Regions from separate parts of the Homo sapiens genome. Here region 2 is linked to region 1. The links are chromatin loops, found by intact Hi-C in ENCODE. Cell type or tissue: heart left ventricle. All regions are shown on one strand. Each heading gives the region's core, and the rest is flanking DNA. Links, peaks and the distances in the headings are about the cores only.

Region 1 (15,712 bases), core at 4,850-7,349:
TTTATTTCCTTCCAAGTCTCATAGCAGAAAGCAGATCCTCATCACCCTATTCGCCCTTTGGCCATCACTGTGTCACTTTTCTTCTATTCACAAGCTAAGTTTCTAGTGTGTGTAATTAGCATACAGTGTCTCCAAATTTCTCTCCTCCTATTAGCTTCTCGGTGTCTTTCCTTTTAGCTTCTGTGAAGCCAAAAAGTTATTTCCCCAGGATGACTTCCTATTGCTTTGTCCAGTAGCATATTTTCAGTTCACATCCTACATAAAATCTTCTGGGCGGCTTGGTTTTTTTCTTGAAATCCTTTCCTCTCTTTGCTTCGCGAAATCTCTCTCTACCTATTTCTCTGTCTTCATTATTGAATTGTCCTCAGTTTTTGTTATAGTTAATTTTATGCATCAACTTGGTTGGGCCATAGTACTCGGTGTTTGCTGAAACATGCTTCTAGATGTTTCTAAGAAGGTTTTTCTAAAAAATAATGCAAAAGCAAATTACTGACAATAATGTGGGTGGGCCTCATCCAATCAGTTAAAACCCCTAGTCGAAAAAGGCCTCATCTCTCCCGAGGGGAAGAGAATTCTTCCAGGAGACTGCATTTGGACTCCAAAAGCAACTCTTCTCTGGGTCTGCAGCTAGACTACTCTGTAGATTTTGGACTAGCCAGCCTTCAAAAATCACATGATCTAATTCCTTAAAGTAAACCCCTCTCTCTCTCTCTCTCTCTCTCTGTGTGTGTGTGTGTGTGTGTGTGTGTCTGTATGCATGTATAGATACATGTATATATACAGTTATGTGCCACATCATGATTTTTTAGTCAATGACAGACTACATAGATGTTAGTGGTCCCATAAAATGATAATAAAGCTGAGAAGCTCCTATTGCCTAGTGATGTCGTAAGCATCTTAACAGGGTAGGGCAACACACTCCTTACATGTTTGTGGTGATGCTTCTATAAACAAACCTACTTCACTGCCAGTCATATAGAAGTATACCACATACAATTATGTACACTAAGTAATACTTGATCATGATAATAATGGACTATGTTACTGGTTTACGTATTTACTATACTTTACTTTTTATGGTTATTTTAGAGTATACTCTTTCTGCTTATTAAAAACATAGTAAACTGTAAACCAGCCTCAGGTAGGCCCTTTGGGAGGTATCTAGAAGGCGGCATTGGTACCCGAGGAGATGACAGCTCCATGCTTCTTGTTGCTCTGAAAACCTTCTAGAGGGACAAGATGTGGAGGTGGAAGAGAGTGGTATTGATGATCGTGGCCCTGTCTAGGACTAGGCTAATGTGTGTGTTTGTGTCTTCATTTTTAACAAAGAAATTTTAAAAGTAAAAAAAATGTAAAAAATTTTAATAATAAAAAAACTTATAGAATAAGTATATACAGAAATAGGGCTGGGCACAGTGGCTCGCGCTTATAATCCCAAAAGTTTGGGAGGCTAAGGTAGGAGGATTGTGTGAGGCCAGGAGTTCAAGACCAGCCTGGGCAACGTAATGAGATCCTGTCTCTACAAAATAAAATTGTTTAAGTATCTGAATGTGGTGGTGCACACAGAGAGTAGTCCCAGCTACTTGGGAGACTGAGGCAGGAAGATCCCTTGAGCCCAGGAATTTAAGGCTGCAGTGAGCTGTGATTGTGCCATTGTACTCTAACCTCAGTGACAGAGCGAGACCTCAGTCTCAAACAAAAAAAAAAAAGGAAAAGAAAAGAATAAAAATTATTTTTTGTACAGCCATACAATGCGTTGTGTCAAAAAGTCAAAAAATTTTAAAAAATAAAGTGTATAAAGTAAAAAAGTTACAGTAAGTTAAGATTAATTTATTATTGAAGAAACAAAATTTTTGTTATAGATTCAGTGTAGCCTAAGTGTACAGTGTTTCTAAAGTCTACAGTAATATACAGTAATGCCCTAGGCCATTCACCGAATTCATTGACCACTCACTCGCTAACTCAGCCAGAGCAGCTTCCAGTCCTGCAACTCCATTAAGGGTAAATGCCTATAAAGGTACTGTAAAATTTGTTATATTTTATGCTGTATTTTTACTGTATCTTTTCTATATTTAGATACACAAGCACTTACTATTGTGCTACAATTGCCTATAGGATTCAGTAGAGTCACATGCTATACAGGCTTTTAGCCTAGGAGCAATAGAGCCTACCATATAGCCTAGGTGTATAGTAGGCTATACCATCTAGGTTCATGTAACTACATTCTGAGATGCTCCCACGACAAAATCACCTAAGGACTTATTTCTCAAAATGTATCCCTATCGTTAAGGGACACATGAAAGTATGTGTCTGTGTATATACAGCCTGTTGGATCTGTTTCTCTGGGGAACCCTAACTTGTACAGTTATGTTTACCAAATCCCTCTTCTTTGACCATCCCTTAAATAAGTCAGCCTCCTAGCCTCTGTCTTTTGCTCTCTGACTCCGATCATCTCACTGTACATAAATGCACTGGCAGAATTTCAGTCTTTTCCAAGCACAAGTTACCAGCCCAGAATTCAAACTTGGAATTCTAAAGTCGTATTCCCAGTCTCCCACCTGACAGCACCACGGAGCTATCCCACAGGAAGTGTGAAGTCCGTGTGTACAGGAACCGACTTATCCTTCTCCTTCTCAGCTTATACGCTTTCATAAAAAACGTCATCTCTATTAACAAAGAAATGATCAACCTAGACCAGAAATCGGATGAAGCCTCGGATCCTCTGAATATCTGACCTTTCCCAAGGCTTCGCATCCACTCCCACACTGTATGCCTTCCCCTGGCACTGCAAACCAGTCCCCCAGTACTCTTGCAGGTGTGCTGAAACTCTATTCCTTTTCCTCAATGTTCACCTTAGAGCCTTATTTCAAGCTCTCACTGCACATGAACTAAATCAAAATACAATCTCAAGCTTGTCTTCCCATCAGATCTTATCTTCTTACTTCCGCTATGCTTAAAATTTGGAATGACTTCCAATTCACTGAATTTGCCTTATTCTTTTATGCTACTGTAACCTTATACATATTCTTCATTGTTCCTAGAATTCCTTTCTCCACTCTGTTAGAAAATGACTTACCATTCTTTAAGATGCTGCTTAAATAACACTTCTTTTAGGAAGCCCTGATATATCCACCTTTCCAATTCTTCAACTGATGACTCTGCATTTAATGTTATTACTGTACCCTTCTGCCTAAATCTAATGTTGCTATGATTTCTACTTTAAAAGTTTTCTGTCTTTATCTCTAGTGCCCTGTGAGAGCTTTAAGAAGAGAAATTGAGTTTTATTCATCACTTTATCCCTATGTTTAAGAGGCAAGATATCCACAGGAAGTAGCAGCAAAAATTTGAGTGCATGAGTGAACCTGGAAGAAAAAATTAAAAAATTATATGAGAAGTTTAACCCTACAATAACTAAGTGGATTTGAAACTATTTTCATGTGTTTTGTAAACTGCGTTCCCTGACCAGAATTCAGTAATATTAGAAATTTATTTTTATAAAAAGAAAAGAAAAAGCCTTAAAAGTTAGAGATTTTAAAATCCTTCCTGAATTTTTGGATTAAGAAAAGCCAGAATTACAATTAAACTACTTATAAAATAGACCAAAAAAGCAAGATATCCAATATACCCTGTGTGAGCTAACAGCACACATGAGTGTGTACGCAAGTATGCGTATATGTGGGTGTCTAAGCAGGAGGCACAAATCTAGTTCAGCTGTTTATATGGTTTGGCTGTGTCCCCACCCAAATCTCATCTTGAATTGTAGTTCCCACGATCCCCACACGTCATGGGAAGGACCAGGTAGAGAAAATTGAATCACGGAGGTGGTTTCCGCCATCCTATTCTCATAGTGAGGGTGTTCTCAGGAGATCTGATGGTTTTACAAGGGGCTTCCCCGTTCTCTGGGCACTCATTCATCTCCTTCCTGCCATGATGTGAAGAAGGACATGTTTGCTTCCCGTTCTGCCATGACTGTAAGTTTTCTGAGGCCTCCCCAGCCCTGTGGAGCTGTGAGTCAATTAAAAGTCTTTCCTTTATAAATTACACCATCTTGGGTATGTCTTTATTAGAATCATGAGAACAAACTAATACAGCTGTACAAGGATAAATATGATTTTTTTCCATGTCACTACATTTTGTGCGGCTATTCTGTTACTTTGCAACTTAACATAATCAAAGCCAATTCAGAATGTTTTTAATAAATTCAAGATCTCTCCCTACAACTACCCCTCCTTAACCCTGGGATTGCATGTAAGTGTTGGAGGAAGGATTGTATTATTGTCCTCCTCAACAATACTGTGATTGTCATAATAGCTAACATGATGCACTTTGTTTAAAAGTGCCTGATGTGTATTAATTCATTTAATCGCCATAAGTGCCCAAAACAGGAAGCACTGTTATTATTGCCATTTTAGAGATGAAAAAGCAGAGCACAGAAGTTAAGCAGTTTCCGAAAGTTCAAACAGCTAGTCAATTGTGAAGCAGGCATTTTGATCCAGAGCCAATGCTTTTAGTTGCAAGACAGGGAGGACAAGTCATCTTATCCTGGGCTGTACTCATGGGCACACGCTGGCCACCCCCATTTCTTCGTGTGTGTTTCAGTATTGGCTCTATATTCACCATACCAATAAAGGATGCTTGTTTAATTGTTTAGTTCTAAACAGGCAGTTAACTTCTCTGGACTCAAATTTCAAACTGTGCTTCTTTATTCAGTCTGGTCCCCTGTGAATCTTCCCTGTGCTTGTACTTGTAGAGTTTGGTGATCATTCAAGCATTTGGGCAGTTTACCTTCAAATTTTGTGATTCACACTCTCAGTGGATTCCTTGCGTTTGGAAAATCCTCCTAAGTTTCCACTTCTCCAACTTCCAACTCTGTCTTCTGACACCTCAGTCCAAGAAACCTGGTTTTCTGCCACCTGAGCTGTGCACGGATTAGGGAATGCCTTTCATTTAAAAAGCAGCAAACTCACAAAATTTCTCCCAGTGAAACAAAGTATTTCAGAGAAAAATGTCTCTCTGGTGTCAATCTGCCTCCTGCAACCCTCACCAAGCCCCCCAGGTCTTCCCTGCAAACATGGCATTTAGGGGGCTGCCTGGAGTTTGGGCAGAGTTTATAATTCAGGTTTAGGGATCTGTTCTTTTTTTTTCTCACACTTCTAGAATCTCCCTCTTAAACTTCCAACTTCTTTTCCAACACTACATTCTCTCTGTCATCTGTAACCAAATAAGAAAGCCTACATTTAGGAAGCAAGCTTGGTCAAGAAAACTAGAAACTCACAATCCTTACCCTTTCCGTAACAGCTTTTCAAGGGGGAGAAAAGCTTCATTGACTTCAGCCTGGCTTTAGATACTTTTCAGCTACTTTTCCATTCCTGAACTCTCTTTGCCATGATCTCAAGCCAAGAGAGTAAGCCTGTATGTGGTTTTCTACCCAATAATCCTGGGGATTGGAAGTGTGCTTTGGCAAGAACAGTTTAAAGTCTCAATTCTTACCTCTTCCTGTTGCAGTTTTTCAACAATCCATCCACTTCGGCATGCTTTCCAGGACCCTTCAATCGCAGTTGAAATGTTATCCAAATTTCCTAGTGTGATATGTGAAAGGGTTTGCCTCACCACTTTACTCTCTGCCATTACTGGAAGTTCCCCAAGTGTATTTTTATATTAATTAAAGTTATGATCAGCAAAATAATATAATAATTATGAACTACTATGTTTTTGAAGTGAGGAAGTATGAAGACTTTGTTATTTTACCTTATTTTATCTTCAGAGGGGCTCTCTTTCCTCCGGCCAAACACCAAGAGGTGGAATCCAGGTGTGTATTTACAGTACAACCATATGCCTTATAGTTAGGGTGAATATAGTTCCCATTTTGCCAGGACAGTCTTCATACATGCCTGTTAGCCTAGTATGTCCTGACATAATTATTAATAGCTTACCTTTTCACTCTCAGAAAATTCTTTCTAAACTTTATAGTTTATAAAATGCATAAACTTTATGAGGAGGGGGGTCATGTTCGATTAGGGTCCAGGCCTTAATGACCTCATTTTAACTTTATCACCTCATTAAATACACTATTGCCAAGTATGGTTACGTTCTTAGGTTCTGGGGGTTAGAACTTCAACAAAGGAAATTGGAGGGGACACAGTTCCATCCAGAATGGTCATAAATAGCACTGCTATGAGTAGCGTCACAGATACTATTAATATCAGAGTGGTAATATTGGCAAACACGTCAGTGTTGATGAAAAGTAGCATTTGGTTTAATTCCCAATCATTGAGAGCCTTCTAGATGCCAGGTGTTGTTAGCAGCCTCCCTTAACAGTAAACTTTTTCTGCATTTGTCAAGTTGATGCAAACCATGCTTGGCACACAGCAGTCTTGACCTTGTAATTCACACCACACTCTTCCTTTTGCCAACTCAGCTTTCACTTTCTTGATCCCAGTGTTCATGGATGTGATCTGTAAATGAACAGCATCCCAAACCACCTGGAAGGCTCAGTAAAAATGCAGCATCCACACCAGACCAGATAACTAAAAGTGATGCAGGGCAAAGCCTGGGAATCCTCATTTTTAAAAGTCTCCAAAAGATTGTTATGGCTCACTATAATTTGAGGATAATTGAATCTCCCACGGTGTCTGTGGATGCCTCTTGCACTGCACTTGAGGAAAAGGACAGCAAATGACTTCAGGCAAAGTGAAAGAGTCACTAAGAGTCTCCCTTCAGAGGCTGCAAGGGCAGTTTCTGTGGATATTTGCAATCTGCAGCTCAAGTTACAGAAGAAATTTAACTTTCAGTTTACTCACTAAAGAGAGAGCTTGGGTTAGCCCCTAAGGGAAGCAGTATTTATTCTAACAAGTTGCATGCTATTTGAAGAAGATTTTGTCTTACAGGGAAAAATTTACATGCTAAAAATATCTAAATAAACATTTTTAAAGGCAAATTTTCTTAAACACAATTTCTTTGGAACCTAGAAGATGATAAAAATTTTTCATTTACACATCTCGACTTTGAATAAATATTTGTAAACCTACTTAAATAACTAGGGCACTAGTGAAATGAGATTACTTTCCTGTAACAAGATAAGGAAAATGCAATAATAACCTCAATTTAATGGCTGACTTTTAAAATGTTAGCATTTTTCCTTAAGTGAAATTGACCTTGTCACAAGGTATGCCACAAAACTCTCTTCTTGCTAGGATGAAATATTGCTGCAAGATTATTAACATTTATGTGGAAAGGTAAATGTTCTAAGGCCAGCGACTCTATGATGCATGCATGAAATTGTGGTTTGATGTATATTACGGAGATTCAATAATTATTACTGGATTAGGTCAATAAATTTGGAAAGATGGGAAAGGATTACAGAATGAGAGTACTTTATGTTTTAAGAAATTGATCGAATGCCCTCTTTGACTAATTTCATCCATGACAACCAAATTTGGCCCAGAGTTCCACATGCACAGTTCCCACTGACATCCATAGAATTTGTGCATGAGTTACAGAGCTTAGAATGAAGCCCTAAGGAAATAACTAAAGATTTTTGGTGAGATATACTTGTGTGATTAAATAAAACCATTTTTATGGGCTTTGTTTTCTTGTTTTCAGGCCCTTCCTTATGAGGATAAATAGCCGAAGCACATTGAGGTTAATATTGCTTTTAAGCTATTTGTCTCCATTTGGGAACTAAATGCAAAGAAAAAATGAATGTTTTACCTCTAAGAAGCTTTCTTCAGTTAAATGTTTCCACTAAATTCAGAGTCCAGCCAACCTTGCCACTTTCCTGGGAATAGGCATAAATCACGTCTAAAAATTTTAGAAAACAGTGGGAAAACTTATCTAGTAGAAAGAGAATTAGCTATGCAGTTATTTGTTCCATTCTTGTACCACAGTGAATGTAGTGAAACCTGCTTCACTCCATAAAAATAAAGAACATATAACTTAATTTGAAAACCAAAAAATTAAATGACATGCACCTCAGAAAAGTACAAATTAAAGATGTAAGTTTTGAAATCCAGTCTTATTTGAAATTTTAGAAACAATCCAGAAACAACAAATTGAAGTAACATTTAGCTAATATAACTGATTCCAACTTATTTTTCATGAATGCACTAAAATCCTCAGTTTGTAGGTAATAGACTGTATGAAACTAAAGAGTATGAGCTAGGCACAATACTTTACATGTGTAATCCCAACGTTTCCCAATATTGCAGATGAGGAATTCAAATATATTCAAGTTAAGAAATTTATTAGTAAGACCCAGGATTCAAGATCTGGTTATTTGCTCTATTTAATATACAAAGACACTTCAAAATCAAATGAAAAAAATTCAATTCAGAGAAACAATTTACAAAATTCAATTTCAGGTGGATTCAAATTTCAAAATGAATCTTATGGAAGCAAGTGTAAATAAATGTGAATATTTGCCAGTTCTCTGTAGGGGTGATGAATACATCTTCTCTGAAGAATTACAAAAAATTAGAAGGAAATATACAAATATAAAATGTCACAAAAACAATAGATTTCTCAAATATACATAAAAACAGATGAGAAGAAATTGATGTGGTATCATGGTTTACTTTTCACAGTACATTCATATCATATGAAGAGTTCATATAAACTCGTGACAAAGTTCTAAGATTAAAAAAAATAAGTTTGCAAGAGATGAATGGTTACTTCACAACATATTACATACAGTACTAAAATAAACATTCCTACTAATAAAATGAATGTGAATTTTAAAATATGAGTTGACATTTCTAATTTATAAAATGAATAAGTTCTAAAATTAAAAAAAGTGTATACTCAAAGTTGAGGTAAAATGCTGTATTTCATTTTTACTTAACATTTTTAACCAGTTATTTAGTTCATTCAAAATTATTTTATCATTAGCTGTTTAGTTCAGCTGTTTAGAAACCAATCTCAGAAATAAAATGAATGTAAGTAAGATAAATGTTTATTCCTCTCTCATATAGAATAAGTCCTGAGGCAGTAATTCAAGGGAAGGTGCGGTAACTGTAGCTAGGTATCTAAGCACCGTCTCATTTTTGCTTCATTATCCTAGTACTCGAATTCTATCCTCAGAATTACCTCATTGTATAAGATGGCTACTGGAGCTCTAGCTACCACCTCTATTGTCCATGCAGCAGGAAAGATAATTCTAGGAAGTTCAACAGGGAAATATGCCAACCTGGCCATCTTCCTTTAGGGAGAGTCCCTGAAAATCCTGCATAATACTAATTGGCCAGGATTTAACTTCACATCTACCAGTATCTATGCATAGTTTTCATGGGAGGCTAAAAGAAGTCATCCTCAAGATGCGTTTTTGCTACATCAGTTAAAATACAAATCATGCCCTTAAAAGGGGAAAGAATGGATAGTTGGTGGAAACTGTTAGTCCGCCATGATTGTTTAGTATTATTGGGTATCTGTGTCAGGTACCAAGCAATGTACTAGGTTCTGGCCCGTTAATGTAAAAGCATAGTCCCTAGCCTCAAATAGTGTAGAGACTAGTTGGGAGAGAGTTATTTAAACATGCATGGTTTATAGAAAAATACAAAATATTTATTGATGGCTATTAAAATGTTTACATACTTTGACATATTAATTTTCTTCCACAAGTGAATCAAAAGGAAATAATTCAAATGGGAAAATGCATAAACAAGTTTATTGCCAGATTGTTTATGATAATAAAATATTGCCTATAACTTAGACAAACTCAACAGGAAGGTAAATTTTGGCAAATCTACTTAAACATTAGGTAACTTTTAAAATTCTTTAAAACCTTTATTGTGTATGTATGAATCCATGGATTTGAAAAATATTTCCAGAAATATGTGACAGGCATAAGATTAATATGTGACCTTCATATTGTTACCTAGAAAAGTAAAATATTAATTGCTTCTATATTTCCATGTATTCATCCAAAAATTGTGTATATATGACCAAGGACTGTAAACCATCATGAGAAAAAAAACAGTTATATTTATTGTGGTGAAAGTGATTTGAGTGAGTTTTTAATTTTACTTATACTTCTGTTGCTCTTAGGCTAACATCAGTTTATAGTTTGGAATTCAACATAAACATTTCTAAAGATGGAAGTTGAATGCACAGAATGGGAATGCCATCTCCTCGGCTAACCTTACGTTTCCCTGTCTCCCTCATTTTGTCTTCTTAATTTCCACTTTGTTATGCATGTCTATCATTCCATCTCTTTACTGTTAGAGCCTGCTTCTGACTGAGATTTCCATTTTGTCTTATCTGATCATTGAGGTACCTTACCAATAGTCTTAGCTATATTAGCTAATTCTAATTTCCTAATTATGACCTCAACTGCTTTGTAGACTTGGAAAAGCCTTTTTCCTCTTTTCGGGTGAATGTACATTTGGCATTCACGGGACCCTCCTCTCTTCCTCTCTCTACAAGCAGAAGTCATGTGTCCATTTGGAGCATATGGTTCTATACTCTCCTGTTTTATAGCCTTTATCGTATTTGAGTTGTTTATTACCATATGCCTCCAACCCAGGAGCTGAATAAGAGTATCTTTTGACCTTGGGTACCCCAGCATCCAGCAGGAAACTGGCACATTTTAGAAACACAATAAACGTTGATGAAGTTCTTGATGGACTTACTTTGATCCAGGATGACAAGCAAAATTTTCTAATCACCGCAGGCATGAAAGAAGGTTGATTATAATTTGGGATACTATAAAAAGAGTCAAGCACTTGGAAGAAAGGAATACTTCTTCCTGTTTTTTTTTTTTTTTGCCCCGTAAAATGCGTAACCTCTTTTCATTTTACATTATAATCAATAACAAAATTGTGGTCAACATTAGCTGAAGATATGATTATTTGTAAATGATTATTTTATAAAAATTAGTACTGTCTAGCTTGTTTATTAGAATGCTACAAACATATCTAGATGATTATGTGTATAAATGAGGACCTTGCATGAACGATCCAGAAAAATCTTATGACTTCTTTTGAGATAATTAATTGTTCAGGTATTGCTTTTCAAAAAATAATACACGGATCATGTTTTGTTTGATTTTTAAGTATATTTCTATCTACAACAGAGTTACCTCTTTCAATTATCGCATAGCATAGGTTAAGTAATAAATAGCAACTTAGATACTATAGCCATTGAGCCACAATTTCTAAATACCTGGTATGCATGCTTCCAAGGAATGTTTAGTAAGAGAAGATGTAAAATCAGAACTTTAAGATGTCAGTCGGCCAGGTGCAGTGGCTCACGCCTTTAATCCCAGCACTTTGGGAGGCCAAGGTGGGCGGCTCACGAGGTCAGGAGACTGAGACCATCCTAGCCAACATGGTGAAACCCCATCTCCATTAAAATACAAAACAAATTAGCCAGGCATGGTGGCGTGCGCCTGTAGTCCCAGCTACTGGGGAGGCTGAGGCAGGGCAATTGCTTGAACCCGAAAGGCAGAGGTTGCAGTGAGCCAAGATTGCACCACTGCACTCCAGCCTGGGTGACAGAGCAAGACTCTGTTTCAAAGAAAAAGAAAAACATCAGTCAACAACTGCTCATTTGTCTATGAATTTATGCCTGCTTTTCTTAACATAATTTATATCTTTATCACTCTTTGGAGAAATAAGATAAGTTGATCACTCACTGTACAAACTATTTGTTTGGTCCTTAAGCAACATTTGATATTTATATCAAGTTAAAAGATTAGAGAGTTAACTCTAAGAGGAATTCTCCTCCTGCAAGTTGATAAGCACTTCCTCACTAGTTGCCCCCTCAAGATAATCAGAGTTGCTACAGTAAGAGTGTAGGAAAAAAGTGATCCCTGCTCTTCCCAGGGAAATGAGCTAGAGACCTCCCAGCAACCAGAATGTTGTTAGCAAGTGGGCCTGATTATTGTCATCCCTTTCATCCCATAATTTTAGATTAAAAATTGGCCTTTTCAGAGTCAGGTGCAGTGGCTCACACCTGTAATCCCAGCACTTTGGGAGCTCGAGGTAGGAGGATCGCTTGAGGCCAGGAGTTTGAGACCAGCCTGGGCAACATAGCAAGACCCCATTTCTACAAACAATTTTAAAAATTAGCCAGGTGGTGATGGCCCACACCTGTAGTCCCTGCTGCTCAGGAGGCTGAGGCAGGAGAATCATTTAAGCCCAGAAGTTACACACTGGAATGAACTATGATTGTGCTACTATACTCCAGCCTGGGCAACAGAGCTAGACCTAATCGGAAGGAAAGAAGGAAGGGAAAGGAAAGGAAAAAGGGAAGGGAGGGGAAGGAAAAAGGGAAGGGAAGGGAAGGGAAGGAAAGGGAAGGGAGAGAGAGAAAGGAAAGAAAGAAAGAGAGAAAGGAAGGGAGGGAGGGAGGGCGGGAAGAAGGAAGGAAGGAATTGTATTTTCAGAAAAGTTTCCATCTGTGCTTAGGAAGAGCAATGAAGAATTATGACCCATTTTTCAAGATGCCTCTGTATTATTAAAGATGTTCTGCTTATCCTGCAAACTCGATTTAACTGAGGCAGAAAGCAATTTTCTAAGATGTTTTAATTCTTTATTTACATTCACTTGGACCATTGGAATTGATTTGCACTGTTGTTGAAGTTCTAATCATATTCTATATTCATGTCTTCAGAATTTTAGAGGAATAAATATATTCACAGAAAACTTTATCCCATAATGTCTAATGTATTCTCTCCTTAGTAGGTTAATACAACCCAGTGTGGGTGTTAAAGAAACATTTCAAAGTTTATATTTCATTTTAAAAATAGAACCATTTTAAAGATTTGCACCATTCAAATGTTACTACGGTAAGGAAGTATTTGTGTGACAGCAGAAAGGGTGTCATGTTTACCATTAGAGGCAGGTTCAAAATCATTTTCAAGTTATTATGAGGGTTATTTCTGTCTTCAGCAATTTTGTAAGCATTAGGCATGTTTATTTGTTTTTGCTGTCACTATTCAGGGTCATTTTTATTATGAATTATGCAGTATCATTTCACAATGAATTGTACTAACAGCCTTTGAGAAGCTGCAAACTGTTTCTCCAAAATTCTGTTATAACTTGCTATAACTCTGTTAGCTTCAGTTCCTTGTATTTACAATGTGAGACAGTGTTAGTTGTGGCAAATCTACATTATGCAATCATTTTGGTTGGGGCTAGATTGTAAGCGGGTATCATCTTTATCAGGTTTCTCAAAAGAAAAAAGAAAAAGAACCCTGAGAATTAGCCTTGAAAATAGCCAAGGAAAATCTTCAATTGTCAATGTTCTTTAGAAGAAATGTGTTTTAAAATCTATTTTCATGATTGTTTATTGCTTCTCAATAAAGAAGGAGTACAAAAGAATCACAAATAGACCTCACATAGTTAGCGTAGCTCCTTATATTCTCATACAGGGCACAGCTCTTGATGGTATTTAAATGCGTCATTTTCATCACTTACCTGTTTTGCCCTTTTGAATTATTTCACAGTATTCTCTGCTTTGAAAAAGCCCATTCCCTCACGCATCAACCTCACCACCCCCTGCGTTACTGAAAATCTTACCTTAGGAAGCATGTTATCACACAGGTTATGCTGGTCTCAGATCAGTCTTTCTGAGTCCCCTCTGCAACTCCTGACCTGATGCAATCTCTTAGTTTTAAAAGAGTATTAATATAATTTTGAAAGGCTTACATTTCCAGGACTACTTTATTCATCTTGCAAGAAAACAGCTTTCAGCCATTTTCTTCAATCATCACATTACATAAGAAGTAGAAAGCAATTAGTATTGTTCTCATTTTATGATTGAAAAGGAAGGAATGTGTACGTGTGCATGTTGACATCAGTTTTACAAGTTCCAGTGACCAATCAATGATAGATTCCAGGGAAGAATTCACAGGTGTCTCTATGGCATTTCAAATGTGCCTCAAACTGTCCCTGCCTTTAATAAGCATCTTATTGGCATTCATTTGAATTCCAGGTGAGTTTGGACCTCACTTTCAATTCTATCTCATTATCTTTTTAGCCTGGCCTCACCCATAGCCAATAGCTGGCCTCTTACAAAACATAGCTATCTTCTGAGGGAAGCAAAGTGCCTCCACCAAATCCACAAACGTCTCTGTGTCTATTCTGTTCCCCTTACCCCAGGCGGTTCAGCCCCAAGGAAAGGAGTAGCACCATCTTTTGCTCTGAATCTCATTCCTTGTTGCCTTATCAGGAAGCTCAGTTCAGCTCCCAGCTCCTTCAACCTCGGTGTCTTCAATGCTTCTCTCTCATTCGTAACTCCCTCTCATCACCCTTTGAACATTCTGAAAACCAATTCTTAAATCTAGAGCAGTGCAGAAATATCTCACTTATATGTCACAGCAATACTAGGAATTAAGCAATGCAGGTTTTATGCATAAGGAACATAAAATTCACAGTAATTCGCCAAAGACTGCACAATTCCTAAACAACAGATGAGAGTAGAATTTAGATCTTCCTACCCCTTCTGCAATGTTACTTACAAATCAGTTTCTAGATGTTGGACTATTGTTTGTCACATTCTATAATAAACTGTGTTTCATGTATGGTAAAGCAGAAATATAAAACTACTATACAGGGCAAATTCACCGTTGAGACCTGTTGTAAGTAATGTGTTCCATGTTGCCTGGCCTTTACCCTAACAAAACTGGGGAAGAAAAGGAATGTGTAAATTTGCATTTCATTTACATTAAAAATAATAACTTTCTCAAGAACATTTTAGTAATGGAAATACTAATTTTTTTTTACCTCTTTATCTGCCTTTTTCTACTTGGTTTATTTCATTTTCAGGGCAAATCAAAATGGAATGATCCTTCTGTTTTCCTTTCTCCTAGTGACTACATTGCATTTAGTTTTTACAACTGTGAGGCTTCTTACATATAATTGAAAAACATACTATTTGGAAATATAATTTTCATTATTGATTGCATTATTATTTACTAATCCTTCTTTAAATTGTCTTCTCATTCTTTATTGCTCTCCCTAATTTCTTTTTCTTTCTTCCTTCTTTCTATTTCATAAAGTATGGTTTTTCCTCTTTTGATTTTTGCTCATGGAGTCTATCCAATCTAATTTTTTTTCTTGCAAGCTTGGTTACAATCTTCTGGGTTTTTTTTTTTTTTTTTTTTGTTTTTTTGGAGACAGAGTCTCACTCGGTTGCCCAGACTGGAGTACAGTGGCATGACCTCAGCTCACTGCAATCTCTGCCTCCCCGGGTCCAGTGATTCTCCTGCCTCAGCCTCTGGAGTAGCTGGGATTAAAGGCGCCGGCCACCACGCCCAGCTACTTTTTGTATATTTAGTAGAGATGAGGTTTTATCATGTTGGCCAGGCTGGTCTTGAACTCCTGACCTCAAGTGATCTGCCTGCCTCGGCATTCCAAAGTGTTGGGATTACAGGCATAAGTCACCACACCCGGCCTACAACCTTCTTGACTGGTCTACTGAGTTTAACTTTTTAAAAAAGTAGCACTAAAACTAATATATTATAAATGTAGTCTTTACCTGTTCTCTGTATCCTCTGTTGTATTAATTCCCTTTTTAGCAGTATCTTTGTCCCTTAAGGCTCTCTTTCTTGTGAAAATGAATTAGGAAAATGGTGGAAAATTACAGAATAAAATGGTTAGAGATGTTCTGTACAAAATAGGATTACAGATTCATAAAACATTATATATGGGAGGGACATTTAAAACCATGTGGTCTAAATTTCTCATGATTCGATGAGCCAAGATCCAGAGAG
Region 2 (15,712 bases), core at 8,622-11,121, 66 kb before region 1:
GCCGAAGCCCAAGTCACATTTATAGTCTTACCAAACAGCAAAATACACAAACAGCCGGTTAGCTCTTCCCAGGAACAAAAAAACTCATCAAATGAGAGAAATTATAGTCGACATTTCTACATTAGTACTACAGCTCGCTCACATTTGTAGGGTGCTTACCATGTGCCAACACAATTTTAAGGGCCTTACTTGAAGAATTCTTGCCACCTTCACAGCAACCCTATGAGGTGGAGAATATTATTATCTTCACTAATATGGATGAAAACATTCAGGCCGAAAATGTTGATCAGCTTGCCTGAGGTTAGAAGCATGTTACAGGCAGAACCAAAATGAGACCAAAAATGAGTTGATGCATTTCCTTTCAGTGACTTCAATAACTCTTTTGGTTGGTTTGTTTTTTTGAGACAGGGCCTGGCTCTGTCGCCCAGGCTGGAGTGCAGTGGTGCGATCATGGCTCACTGCAGCCTCGACCTCTCAGGCTCAGGTGATCCTCCCACTTCAGCCTCCAGAGTAGCTGGGACTACGGGCATGCACCTCAACACCCAGCTAATTTTTGTATTTTTTGTAGAGAAAGGGTTTTGCCATGTTGCCCAGGCGGGTCTCAAACTCTTGAACTCATTATCCACCTGCCTTGGCCTCATAAAGTGCTGAGATTACAGGCGTGAGCCACCATGCTCGTCTGACTTGAATAATTCTATAGATTTCCATAGCAAAAAAAAAAAATTGTTTTACTCATAAGAGTAAAATATGTAAAGTATAAAAGTATAATAAGTAAAGTATAAAAGAATGATAATAATGAGGAAAATGCAATGAACCTATGAGGTAATAATAAAAATACTTCTTTAAGAACATTGAGAATTGACTGTAGATGAAATATGTGTTTGGATCCCACTCTGTTTTTCATGATTCCAGCCATTTCCAATCTTTTATAATTCTCTTTGATAAACATTTATAAATGTTAATAGAAACATATATGCCAGTAGTTCCCTAAGTTAAATACCCCACAATTCTCAAAGAATTAAAAACTCATGAAAAATGTATTTTTAATAAGTCATTATACGAAAGAGATACTTGCACACACATGTTTATAGCAGCACAATTCACACTTGCAAAATCGTGGAACCAACCCAAATGCTCATCAGTCAATGAGTGGATTAAAAAACTGTGGTATGTATATGATGGAATACTACTCAGCCATAAAAAGGAATGAATTAACAGCATTTGCAATGACGTGGATGATAAGCTATGAGGACTCAAAGGCCCAAGAATGATACAAGGGATTTTGGGGACTTGAGGAAAAGAGTAGGAGGGGGGTGAGGGATAAAAGACAACAAATATGGTGCAGTGTATACTGCTTGGGTGATGTGTGCACCGGGATCTCACAAATCTCCACTAAATAACTTACTCATATAACCAAATACTGCCTGTACCCCAATAACTTATGGGAAAAATAAAGTAATAACAAAAATAAAATAATAAAAATGTCATTTTAACTCTCATTCTTTGTAAATGAACTGGTCACTTCCATCCAAGCCTCTGAACCATTACTCACCTTTCCCCACCCTTCTCCACTCTGCTCTGTGTCTTAGGTGGCTGCAGGGCCTGAATGTATAGTAATTGACGGATATCATTTTCCTTAGGCTTTCATTGGGTTTAGCTAATGAGAGGCACTGACAGATGAAGGATGGGAAGGGAATAAAGCCAGGGTATCTGGTTCCCTCCTGACAGGTCATCCAGGTCACTTCATGGTGGCTGGTTGAGGACACCACAGTTCCTTGTAGGTGGCCCTCTCAAAACAGCTCTTTTGGGGTTCAGAAACTGTTCCCCCTCTTTACCTCTTCAGGCCTCAGGGTTCAATAATGCTCCCTACTACTACTAGTCCCAGAGTACCTCGATGAAGCTGCCACCCACACCTTTGAAAGTTGTGCCTTTACTCTCTTCCATTACTCAATATGAGTGTGCATCTATTTCCCACCTAGATCCTGATTGAAACAGAGACCTTTACAATTTACTGCGATTTCATCCATTTAATATTAGTCTTTGCTGTGTCCAAGACCAGTTTTTCTACATTATTTTAACAGAAGAAACTCTACCAAGTTACTGCTCATAAGCATATGGTATAATTTCTGTAACTCAGGTGGAATTTGTAACCCTTTATTCAACAGCAATTCTAAGTTGCGAGTAATTTCCATTTTAATCATGGAGAAAAAATCTAGATTAATTGCGCGTGACAGAATTAGGTAATGTCATTACCATCTCTGTATATTGTCAGAGCCATTGGGGTCAAGAGGCTTCCCAATGATGAATAAATTGCTTGACTGCCTGGTGTTGGTTGACCTAATAATTTTTAAAGTAGTTATTGTATCCTTAAATTATTCAGGTGCCATGAAGAACATAGATGAGATGAAGATAGATCTGTTTGCTGTGATAGTAGATTAACCATCTAAAACCATCTTTCAGAAGTTTTGGTTCTTTTATGAATGGGTTGGGTAGAAACTCACTAGGGTTAAAATCAATACTGGTATTTCTTTTCCCCAAGTGTACATTCTCCTAAAATCCAAGTCTTAAGAGTACCTGCTAGGAGTCGAGACCAAAAGGCCTTATATTTTATAAAATGGTTCTCTATATCGAAAAAATAAATGCATAATTGGCTTTATGTTGTGCAATAGACATAGTCTTAATGAAAGTTTTGGGAAAAAAGCAAGAATTACAGATTGATTCCTTTCAAACTCTTTTATCTTGAACCGCAAATATGATTAATACATCCGGCTGTTTAGGTAAGGTTCTTTGGAGATTGATATAAGACAATTGTAAGAAAAAAACAAATTTCAAATATGGATTTAACAATATACTTATTACCACACAAAAGTTGTTTACCTATTCAAGAGACATAACTTGGCTATTGCTGAAGTTAGCCTTTTATGCATAATAAATCATCCCAAAACTTAATAGGATTAACGTTCATTTAACCTGTAAGTCTCTTTTTCAGGAATTTGGGCAGGGCTCAGGTGGGCAGTTCTGGTTACATTTGAATTGATTCAAGCATCTTCAGTCGGCAGTCAGGCCAGTTGAGAGCTGACTAGCCTAGGATCACGTCTACTAGGAGAACTCTTCTCAGTTCCACATGGTCTCTCTTCCTCCAGCAGGTTGGCTGGGCTTGTTCATAGGGCAGCTGGGTAGAACTCCAAGAAAGCCAGTAGGAGCATGAAATAAAGGCACAATATCACTTCCTCCACTTTCTATGGGTATGGGCCAAAGAAAGTCAATAGGCCACTCAGATTCGAGGGGAAGGAAAGTAGAATCTGTTTGTTAATGGCAGGAGCTTCTAAATTCCAGAGCAAAAGGCATGGAAACAAGGAAAAGTGAAGGACTGTAGCCATTTTGCAATCTACCAAAATTAGATAATAAGGAATAATGTGGAATGGGAATGATGAACCAAATACTACATTGGGCTTTTTTGTGATTAAAGGAGGTAGGTAAGGAAGGGACATTGTTTTGCATGTATCAACATACACAATAGCACACCCACATATAGAGATGCTTCCATTAAATATTTCTCAGACACAGCAGGCCTTGTATCTCTCTACCAGCAATCCACTCTGGTCTTGCTTCCCTTTTCTTTTGTGCAATCTACAGTTTTTCATTTTTCTTTCTTGGCTTTTGTTTTCCTGCCCCTTCTACTGACTCTCTGACTCCCAGCTGTGCTCTAATCCTCCTCTGAGCGAGTTTTATGCTTCTCTTGTCTCTCTTATCCTGCTTACTGTGTATTCCAAAGTCTGGCAGGAACCATGTCAATAGAGAAAACACTCAGTCATTTGGCAACGTGAAGAAGCAATTAGATGCCAGCTTCTAAAGGGCTAGAGGACATTTAAACTCCAAGTGCTAGAAATCTTACTGAAATTGCAGGCAGAACAGAGGGAGAAGTACTTGAAGAGTTATTAGCTAGCCAGAGCTTGGCCCCATCACATTTTTGCCATTGCCTATTATAAGAAGGCTTCCATGTTCTGGGTTGAGCCACTATGAGTAGAAGGGAGATCAATGAGCATCCTCAGAAATAATGAAAGCTTGTCTCAGTCCTTTAAGAATAAGACCTGGAGAAAGTGATTCCCTGATTCCCGGAGCATAACAGGACACTTTGGATGCACATGACAATGTAGAAGATAATTCCAAATTCTATAGCTAATCCGCAGCACAGTTAATCTCTGAATAGTTACAGAGATGTGTATTATAATTGGAAGCACAAAAGTGGCCATTTATTTCATTTTGTACAATGCTTGTTATTGCATTCCAACTCACAGTAGCTATTACTCAAACCTCTATTTTCTATTGTTATTCTTTTAACGCAGACTTTGCCCCTTACCCAAGCCAGGGTTGTTATTCCACAGAGGGTTTTCCAGACATCATTAACCACAGGAAGAGATCATAACACAGCAGAAACTTGGGATTGAATAACAACCTTGAAATTCAAACTGACATCATGTATTGTTGTTTGCATTATATCCTAAACAGTTATTAGGAACAATTAGCAATTAAAGACTCTTAGGTGCAGTTATATGGTTTTCTACAATATATCCTGAATAGCAGGATAAGTGCTTTGGCTGCAAGCCAATCATCAAAAGCCAACAGAAAACTCTAACCTAAAATGCGTGCTCCTTTATGGCCATTGAGCAAAGTATGTTAATCAAGCAAAGCCATACACGAGATGGGGAGACTTCAGGTGTAAACTTTCGCTATGAAGCCTATCCCCATTTTATCCAAACTCTATGTAGCCCCAAAGAAATAGGATTTATACACATATCTTCTCCACTTAACTTTTATGAAAAAGAGACACATAATAAGCACAGAAACAGATATCCAGAAATATTTTTAAAGGAATATGTCCTGATTTCAGGACAAAATTAGTGTAATAGCGTCTATCTTCTAGTCCTTTAGTAGTTCTACCATGACACTGGTGTTCATTATAATGATCCTGAGGCCCTAAATATTCTTTCTGAAGCATCAACGTGATATTACATCAGAGTCAAGCTAATTTGAATGTTAAGTGTAGTCTACACATATTTAATTCCTTGAAAATCAAGTAGTATATACTGATTTTTAGTTTTCTCACAATATTCATCTTGCCAGGGGGCCATATTCTCAATTACATTGAATAAATTGGATTTTGTGCTTTATTATGTATTGTGTTTATTTTATTAATATCAAAGTGCTGGCTCCAGTTCACCCACTATTAATAGTTATATAAAGCTTTTTTTCTGTTTCCAAATCAGACACTGATTATAGATATAGGAAGCTGAACTCAATCTCTATTCAGCACAGTTTTAAAGAACATGGAATAGCCTGAAGGCAAGCAGGTGTCCAGCTTCTATCAGGCGCTCAGTGTGGAAACAGAGAGAAACATCAGGAGAGTAAAAAAATTCATTCAAATGGCTGTTGTTTTTTTTTTTTTTTAAAAAAAAAAAGAATAAAAGAGAGTAGGAAAACAATTTCAATTGCTCACTGACTTTGCTTACTTAAATCTTTGGAGTAAATTGTAAATAAACAGCTGATCCAAATTGACTAGTGTGGCTTACATCCTTCCCCATTCCAAATGTGTCAATAAAAGTGTTAGTGTGAAAGAACTGAGAAGGGTGGGGCTCCTATTATATTTTTGGAAATAACTTGAACCGCTCAAACTTTACATAAACTCAAGTTATATTAAAGAGAGGAAAGCATGACAACATAAATTGGAAACATTACAATCCAATTTCTTACTTTTGTAAGTACGAAGAAACAATATGGACAATAACATTTCAAAGTTTAGAAATAAAGTATATGATTATCTGTGAAGCAAGATAAAGCACTTATGAATTAACCTCTGGTAATTTCTCAAAGATTTTATTTGTTTCCCTAATAATTAGTTATTGTAAGTAAATGAAATTATACATAAAGAGAAGATAAATTATGTGAGCAAGCAGACATACTAAAACTTAATATAAATACATAAATATGCACAATTAGAAATATTATTTGCATAACCCTATTTATTTTTTAATATAAAAATAGAAATGCAGATATGCAATTGCAAAATACAGTATGGAAAATAGTTAACCAGAATCCAGATATTATGTGCAAACTGTAATTTTACATTTATAATGGAAAGTAACATTAAAGGAAGCTTTGCATTCTTTTAAAATATGAGCTTAATAAAATAATCTGTGATTTTGGCTTATCAATAAGGGCTTTCTTATCTGGGGGTAAAGTAGTCTCAGGAGCATGGTGCCTGCCTTCCTGAGATGGGCTTATCTTGAACACGGGCTGACTTTCCCTTGTGTTTGAGCTCATTCATTTCCCCCAGGTACTGAAGGTTTTCTAAGACGTCTGTTCTTCTCATTGATTGAGTGAAGAACAATCTCCCTCAGTGAGTGAGACACAAAAGGTCTTTTGCACACAGTCGGAACGTGAGTGCTTCAGTGAGGAAGTGTTTCTCATGCCTCTGGGTCTTTACTCTTGTTGCTGCTGATATACACTTCCAGGAGATGGAGCTATGGCTCAGTTTGAATTCTCACATCTTTTGTGGTCTGCTCAAGGAAAAAAACAAAAAATTAAGATCTCAGAATCTTTTTTGAGCAGTTTAAAAAGTAACCATTGCTGTATGGCATTGGGAGGTGGGAAATGGATCGAACTCTTTTGTATTTAATCTATAGGTTTGTAGATTAAATACAAGAGTTCCTTAATTTAAAGCATTTTAATACACTGTGTTGGTGAAAAAGCTTGAAGCTCAGGCTTCTCTTGGATAGAACTCAGGATTTATGACCTCTCTTCAAGACAGAGAAAAAGGCTATTTTTTAGAAAAAGAGAAAACATTAAAAGAAATCAGAGTTGTTGTTGGTTGTTTCTAAAGGAAACCAGCTCATTCCAAAATCTGATAAAAGAATCATCCTGTAATTATAATTATTAAAATAGTGCTGTTTTACTTTTTCCATTTGTCTACCCTAAAATATGTTTATCTAAATGTTCCCCCTTCCACCTGCCCTGGTTTAGCCTTTATTAAAAGTCAGAGTATTGTTGCGCCTCTGATGAGTTTCAAGTAGGCTTTCATCTCATTATGCACTTTGCATATAAGAAACCTCCAATTTATGGCTGATTTCTCAAAATACAGTAATTGAGTTTGTTGCCAGCCATGCAGGGTAATCATCCAATCATGAAAACCTGCTCTGTATGGAGGAAAGTGTTCTGGACCAGTGGATTAGGGATGACAGGTGTTCTTCCTGGTAGCCAGCTGTTTCAGGAGCAGTATCATAGCAGGAGTTTCAGAAATAAGTAACAGCCATGACAACAATCATTGTATTTGAAGAGTGTTTATGATTATAGAATGTTCCATGAGCTTCACGTTCCTTGAGCCCCTGATGACCATCCATGTGTGTGAGATTGGTGCTATGAGGTGCTGAATTTATGGACCAGGCTCACGGAGGAGATGGAGTGATGGAAGTCACACTGCTAGTAAGTGGAAAAGTTTGGCTTCTTGTCCACACCATCAAATGCCTCACTTCATGCGCTAGTGGCATGTTTTGTTTGGATGTCTTTGTGAGTGTGCGTGTATGAGTGTGCGTGTGAGTGTGTGTGCAATGATGTAAAATAGTCTTGCTTCTGATGGGCATTTGTGCATATCCTCGTGTCTGGCAGGACTATCCAGGGATGCACAGCATAATCAGACTTCTTATCCAAACTGGGGGAGCCCTTATCTGTGTTTGGGACCACCTATATGACATCAATTTAGATAGGAGTAAAAGCGTAGTCAACCAACTATTCCTACTGTTAGATGTTGTCCCGATTTTATCACATTCTTTTGTGTTTGTGTTTAATTTATAAGTGGTAACATTTGGGTTTTTTATTCTAAGCTTCAAATTCTCTTTACTTTCTTGATTTCTTATTTTAGTTAAAACTAAACAGGGTATTATGGCTGATAACTACTAGTTAAAATTAAATTACCATGAAGAGAAAAAGTGAAATTTTATCCTAGTAACATGACGATATTTTTCTTTAAATTATAGGTTTGAATGTGAAGTTTCATAATACATAGATATGAGTTTCTCCCAATCTCTAGCAGCTAGAAATACTCTAGCTAGGTACAAAATATTCATCATGCTAGTTGTTTTAAATATACTATCGATATCACATGTAGAAAACCTGGACTTAACTCAGACCTTAGTATGAATTCTGGCTCTTTCTCTTACCAGCAATATAACTGGAGTAAATTATTTATCATCTCCGAGTCTTGGTTTCTTCAACCATAAAATGGGGAGGCACTCAACCTCACAGGGACATTGTAGAAGACTGAATAACAAAATAAATCTTTAATACTATTAATATATTTAAGGATGGTCCTATTGCAGGTTACAATTTTTTTTAACCATTCTTTCTGTCTTTTCCATTCAATGATTTTGTAAATGCCCATTGCTCTGGTATTTATTAGGATGTCTGAGTGCTTTTAATTTTGGTCTGAACTGAGTCAAGGAAACAGGTGATTCGTTTTGCCAACGAAATAAGAATTTACTGACTTTCTGAGTTATGTAAGTTTTGTTTTGCTCTTATAAATTTGAGCAGGGAGCATGTAAATGCTGCTTTCAGAAGAATAAGGGGAAGCAAAGCAAAATGAAAATGAAATAATTCCCCAAAAGGATTTCCAAATCATTTCTACTGATTTAGGCAAGAGGGGGTGGGGACTCTGTCAAAAAGGTTCCCTGGACCCAGCAGCATGAGCAAACCTGCTGGCACATCTTTGCCACCACAAAAAATTGGCTCTGAAACGACCATTCTGTGTTAGTTTTACCTGCATGTTTTCAGTTGTCACTAGCCTACTCAGGGGACCGAAGAAGAAAGCTTTTTTCCAGAACCAGTAGGTCTACAGGGGTCTGAGAGCAGGGATCTGCCAACAGAAAATTAGAGTAATAAGGAAAGCACATTAACAAAGGCTCTTTTTCTTTTAAGAAGCATAAAAAAGAACCGTCCCATCAGATGTGGCTTCTTCTAAGTGTTACTGCACTTAGCAATTTTTAAAATTCTCAAAATATAAAATACGAGAGAAAAGGAAGTGTGACATTTTACTTTTTGTATGTTTTTCTTCAGACTGGTCTCATATGCTAATAATACCTATAACTTATTCTATTTACTTTCACCTATAAGCTATAGATTTAAGTTAGTGAAGGTGTCAGTGTGCTATATATAGGGCCACATCGTTAATTATACATTTTATAACTTTTGGGTGAATTGAATGCAAGATAGGCCAGATGCTGGGAGTGTTCTGGGTAGAACTGCACTGTTAGACATACACAGGAAGGGATTTAAAGGGGGAAAAAAGCAACTATCTCTTCCTAATTCAGCTCAATCTCTAGCTGATTATTTTGGCTTCTCATCTTAATGGTAGCGCCCGAAAATAACTTAGAAAAATAATCACAAACTCTACACTCTAAATCTCATATCCTAATAAAGGAACCCTATAAACCAACATTAAGATAGGTGAGAAGAATATAAGTGGTATGCAATTTAAGGAATGAAATAGCAGCAATTTGCATTTCTTCTGTCTCATTCAGTAGCATTCATTCTTGTTTCTTATTAAATAAGTCTTGTAAGGTACCTTGAAAACACCAGTGGCAAAGTGATGGACCGGTCAAGAGACGCTTTAAAAATGTTGGTCTCCAGGTTTTATAAGCACAGTGCTTTGAGTGTTTCGTGTTTGAAGATGATGAAGATAATTAAATGTAAAAGAAAAATCTCCTTCAAATAGGGAGCTTGCAAGCAAGATAGGTACATACACCATTAATCATACTGTGATTTAAGCACCTAGAAAGTCATTGCTCAATTATCACTGCTAATGAAGAGGAGCAGTAGTGCCGGTGATCCAACATGGCAGCTAGAATAATTTATATTCAAGTCAAAATGACTTTTGGTACTTACATTTGAATATAATGGTGTCTGGTATTCTGGGACTCCTAGCTGAGCGCCCAGCAGGCAGGAGGGTTCCCACACATGCACTTGCTCATTGTTCCCTTGCAGAAGCAAAGGAAGCAAAGGAAGCATGCGTGCTTCAGCCGGTAGAAAACGGCTCAGCGGCTGGGGCTCAGCTTCCTAAACCAGTGACAGGGCGCAGATCGGTGTGTTTGCTACTACCCAGGCCTGCAGTGGTGCAGCGGGATTGGGGGAGGGGGATGGGGGAAGACTTCACCTGCCTGATATTTGTGTGTCTGTAGACCATTAGTGGATAAGTAAAAGATAATGACGTATAACCAAAAACATTTTAATGAGAGTAAAACAATGCATGAGAAATCAGAGCAGTAGGTCTGCCCAGTTTGCTAAAACAGCCCCTTCGTAAAAAATATATCATGTTACTTGATTTACCCGAACCCAAGTGCCTAGGCATAACTTATTTCAGCAGTGCCTGCCGTTTAATAGAATACAAGATAAATTTTTGCATTTCTTCAAACTGTTGTATTTCCTACTTTTAGCCTGATGGTTGGGTTAGATCTAGTTTTTAAAGTGGGGAGAAGAGTATGGCCGGGAGTTACAGCAGGTGCTTTAAGGAGATGGCAAACATTTCAGGATCAGTGTGGTATTAGAAATAGCTCTGCAGTAGGAAAGCTGCAGAAGTCTTGCAATCTTGCTGTAATCAGAAGGCAGTGCGAGTGCTGAGATCATTTTATTACAGAAAGAATGAGATGTGGGAAGGAAGAGAAAATACATATCTATGTTCTTAATCTTAGTATATTGACTTATATTTTGTTTCTCTATTTTTCTCATAAGAATCTTTTTTTTTTCCTAAAAGACATTGTTGCAGAATACTTTATCTCAAAACCATCACTGCATCATTATAAATGTATTGTTTAGGAGGATTTCAAGGTCTTCCAGATATGAATGAAAAATCATTTATTAGCAGATAAAGTTACTAATTGAATGAGAGGTAACCACGGTCGCAATTGCACATTGTTTTAACAGTTGTCCCGAGAAGACACTTCCAGACTGATAGGCCTCAAAGAAAAATATGTGTTGTATTCTACAAATATTAATAATCTAGACACAAGTGTTAGAGATGAAACTTAGGGAAAAACAATACAATTCATGGCTTCAGTGTTTTTAATATCTAATGGGGGAAATAGTACTCATAGGATTTATATAGTATTTTTTTTTATTTTGGCTATACAATTTGCACACTGTGAGTCATGCAAGCTCAATACCGTGTGTTCAGAATGAGAAACTTGTCTTGTTTCATTTTTGTATGTTCCCAGTGCAAGGTAAGTTTCTTATACATTTAAGTGCACATAAAATATTTATTGAGCTGAAATAAAAACTATATTTTGCTACTCAAAAGTAACCAAATGATCATCATCACAAAGAAATGCATAAAAAGCAGGCTGATGAGAGGATAGTGAAACAGCCATTCTTACTGTCATATATCTTTTTTTCTTTCTTTTAAAAACTGTAGAGTAAGTAGAATTGAGGTAGCTGGTTCTTTGTGTTAGTTATGAGGCTTCTACTTGTGAGTATAATAAAGGTGATCCTAATAGTTAGTGGAACTATGGTAATTTGTTGGATCTCATAGAGTCTATGGGTAGCAGCTTCAGGCCTAGTTGGATCTAGCTGTTGAAACAATACTGTCAGGGATTCCCGTACAGTTCTCGAATCTGCTTTCCTCTCCTTTGGCTTTTTTTCTGACACTGTCTTTTCTCTTACTGACAAGTTGAACTTCAGAAACTTCAGGCTTACATCCTAAGTACATATCTAATGATAAGGAAATCTGGCAAAAAGGAGTACATATTTCCATAGTTTCACCCACAACATCTGGGCTGACACTTAGAGATTCTGATTGACCTCTCTTGTATCATAAGCATTTTCTGAGTCAGTTTCTGGAGCTGGAAGAAGTTGGCCACCCTGATTGACCAGACCTGGGTCACATTTCAGAATGAGGAATGCTCAACTCCCAAAGGAAAGGTAAAATGCTTCTAAGAGTTGTTGGAGAAATGGTTATTGGGCAGACAAAAAGAGTCTTATGTAGGGTAAGAACTTAAGTGTTCATTAAGCTGAAGTATAAGATCACTTAAGTATCTTGGCAGACAGAACACCAAGAAGACATGTTAGCCTACAAATAGACACTTTGGAAAATTTAGTCACAAATCGTTATGGTGTTCATTTTGGGATAAGGAGTATTTTCTAATATACGAGGAAAATTTTTAATATAAAGATATGGGAAGTAAAGTTTTATTCCTGTGTGAGTCACTACTTCCTTCAGAGTTTTTCTTTTTTACCCAAATGGTATTTTATCAATGAGGCCTTTCCTAACTACTCTCTGTAAAATAAACCATGCCTTACAAGCCCTTCATGACAGCCCCAGCACTTTCTATGCCCTTTATCTTGCTTTATTATTTTTACATATTTTATTACCATTAGGCATCTCATGTATTGACTTATACATCCTATACATTTATTGATTATCTGTCTTTCCTTATTAAAATATAAGTTCCATGAAAAATTTATTTACTTCTCACTGTTCATCAAGGTGACCAGTGTTTATTCGTTGAATAATAAATATTTGGGGAGTGGATATGTGAATGAATGAATGAATGAATGAGATGTTTTAAGTGGTCAAATTAGATTTTCAAAAGCCTAAGGAAATTCAGTTCTGTGTGAATAGATATAATTATTTCATTGATTATGAGTTTTTAAAATAATAACACATAGAATGAAATTTAAATACATATACTTCTTAAATGTAAGGGAAAATAATACAGAACACCTGAATTGGCTTTAATTTATCCAATTGTGTTTATTGCTGTAAACCTAAGTTACTAGGTTTTGGTCAGGCTGGAGATTATACTGATATTACTTGCGCTATAAATTATGTTGCTATTTATATACTGATATTACACTATAAATTATGTTGTTGCCTCTCTCAGTACTATCAAATGCAATAAATAGTAAGTCTATTTAGAGTGAATGGTTCCATAATAGTGGGGTTGTAGTAGACATAAATAATTTTCATGTGTTCATTGATATATAGAAACATCTCAGGTACAACTGAGATAATACAATCATTTCTTCCTTGTCAGTGCAGATGCCTCTTTTGTCAACAATATATTGTAGTCAAAGTGTTTTTTTACCAACCACACCCCAGGTACTGCAAAACACCGTTCAGAGTGCAAATTGATTTGTGTCTAATTGGGAAGATACATAGACAAGAACAGCACAAAATCAATGCATTTAAGTCCAATTTAAACTACATAAGTTGTTCGTTACTTCTTTTTAACCTTCATGATACAGAAATAGGGACATGAACACCTGTACAGACCCAACAAGCCTTCTCTCCTCTGACACTCTCCCAACATAATCAAATCTTCTCTGTCCTCTGAAGTATACTTAAGGTCTACTTCTCTTTAGATGATATGTGGTGTCTTTGGAATATCTCTTGCATTCTTCTGTTAAATTGTCATTTATCTTGGTTTCCACAAGTATAGACAAGTCACATTTTGATGTGATCATAAGTGTAGAAACAAGAAAATGTAACATGTATGGATAAGAAAATGCCAAGCACATACAACGAAAACGTTACATTTAAGACATAGTTTTCTTTGTCCTAGCTATTCTCTATAGCTTCCTCTGTAATGTCAGGCTTCTAATAAATGGATTTCCCAAATGTAAAGCTTGTAAGTATCATTCCCTCTGCACAAAAGCCTTCAGTGATCCTTCACTACCTCCAACATAAAGTACCAATACCATACTTAGGTCAATAGTCATAACCCTTTATTAAATGTTTAATTCTTCACCTATTACTCAAAACTGTTTGGAGTCAAAGGGCTTAAGCAAATTCTGTCTTTGTTCTTGCTGTACTGCATAAAGTATATGAGTGAAGTATCCCCGCATTCTTACATAGGTTTGTGAATTCCTAAGAATTCAATGTCCACCTCAAGTTCCAATTTCTTCATGAACCCTTATGATATTCCATAACCACCATGCTTTTTCCATTGTTTTGTATGACTTTTTAAATCTTTTCCATATACAGTCATTATCCCATTAATTTGCCAAAACCTGACCATATCGTATAACTTTCTGGATCCCTAGGACTTAGCTGATAATGATAACTCACTAAATTTGGCTGATACTTGTTGCAGTGATGATTATGATAAGAATTATGGTTTATAATATATATTGCATGTTATTGGAAAAAGGCCATGTATTCAGAGGAAATTAGATTGAGAAATAGTTCACTAGTGAGAAAATTCATTTTTAAAAATAGAAGGAAATTATTCACAATTTTAATTTTCATATATTTTTACATTAATATATTGATCACAGTATTGATTATACTTACACACTGAGGGTGCTAATGTTGTGAATTAAATAAAATGATGCGTTTTATATATATGTTATATTTTATAGTTCAAAATATTTTAATACCTTCTTGGCCATGCTATTCGAATCCTTAATATTTCTTTAACGCTTTTTGTGCCTATGATAGTTTTGCTTAAAATATCATATAAGATATAATTACATGTATGCCATGGAGCCCTGTATTAAAGAATATTAAAAAATTACATTATTGTTAGAATTTTTCTAATTGTTCATAGTGTGGGTTGGCCCAGTTTTTTGTGTGCTAAATCTTTTGGAAATTGTTCAGCTCCACTGAGGTAGAATCTATTTCTCTTTCTTCTTGAATCTAGCCCCCAGGGCCACTGTTATATGAACATTTTACCCTGCTAAATTAAGAAGCCCATCCTTGTTGTTTTGTATGCACCTTATTTAGGCCATCAGCAGACAAAATGGAAATTGTATTTTGTAACCCACAGTGTGGTCCACAGGGGAAATGAGCAGTTGATAAGTATATATCCAGTACACTTATTCTAAGTGATAATTAAAATCGGAGCAGAGAAACGCAGAAGGAGCCATGGAATGAAATTGTCAATCTAAAAATTGTCAATTTGAAAATCTCGCCTGATTTTTCTGCAATCAGCAGTTCAAGGAACCTTATCAAGGACCCATCTCTGCCTTCCTAGGTTCAATTTGGAAGAGAATTAAAAAAGGAGAAAGAAAGTTTATATTGCATAAAGGCCTGCTGGTGCTACGATAGTTAAGATGATATTGGTGTTTCCATTACATTCTGGGGTGAAATACTGCATAAAAGGTCAAAGACATGGGTGACTTGTTCCTTACATTAATTAATTAATTAATTGACTTATTTATTTTTTACTCAGATGGAAAATATTATTCTTCTCCTTTAAAGAAAACTTTGAATTGTTTTGTATTTCAAATGTGTATTATTCAAATATAACCTAACACATTCCCTCCTGAAATTAGACTTTTATGTATGTATGCATAGAATCTTTTGTCTTTCCTGTTTCTATACCTTAGCATTCTACTTGAAGAAATGAAATTTTGTTATTGAACTAAGAAAATCAAGAGAATATATGTTGACCAATTTAATGCTATACATTTTTATTTCCTGACTCGGGATTCAGTCTTAACTATTCTCAAACAAATGCTATACTATAGAAAATAATCTTTATTATACCATCCCCAAACCTTTTCTAAACCATGCATTTACTATCAAAAACTTCTAAAACAGTTAAAATCAAGAAATAATGTGGGTGCATAGCTCTGGGTTCAAACCCTGACTTACTCCTTACTGAGTGACCTTAGGCAGCTCATTTAACTTTGCTAAGCTTTAATTTCTTTATCTGTAAAATGGGAA

What was found. Peaks named below come from ENCODE experiments on the same cell type or tissue, not always from the same donor. Only the 100,000 strongest peaks of a DNase experiment are listed, where the experiment ranks them.
Region 2: a loop joins it to region 1, with 7 times the contacts of the local background. A loop is called at or near these places in 1 of 110 quality-filtered maps.

What each region holds. Positions count from the first base shown.
Region 1 is chr4:181,324,655-181,340,366 of GRCh38, forward strand. No RefSeq gene overlaps it. Among named protein-coding and RNA genes, the nearest start is that of LINC02500, 67 kb to the left of the region's middle. In heart left ventricle, for the core only: no CTCF peak of the experiment used is centred there; no DNase peak of the experiment used is centred there; H3K27ac peaks cover 1,129 bases.
Region 2 is chr4:181,255,012-181,270,723 of GRCh38, forward strand. It overlaps LINC02500 (long intergenic non-protein coding RNA 2500), which reads right to left and starts at 10,018. Exons shown (of 2, transcript NR_149139.1): 1 at 9,934-10,018; 2 at 6,005-6,557. RefSeq lists an enhancer at 3,513-4,046. In heart left ventricle, for the core only: no CTCF peak of the experiment used is centred there; no DNase peak of the experiment used is centred there; H3K4me3 peaks cover 1,926 bases; H3K27ac peaks cover 1,031 bases.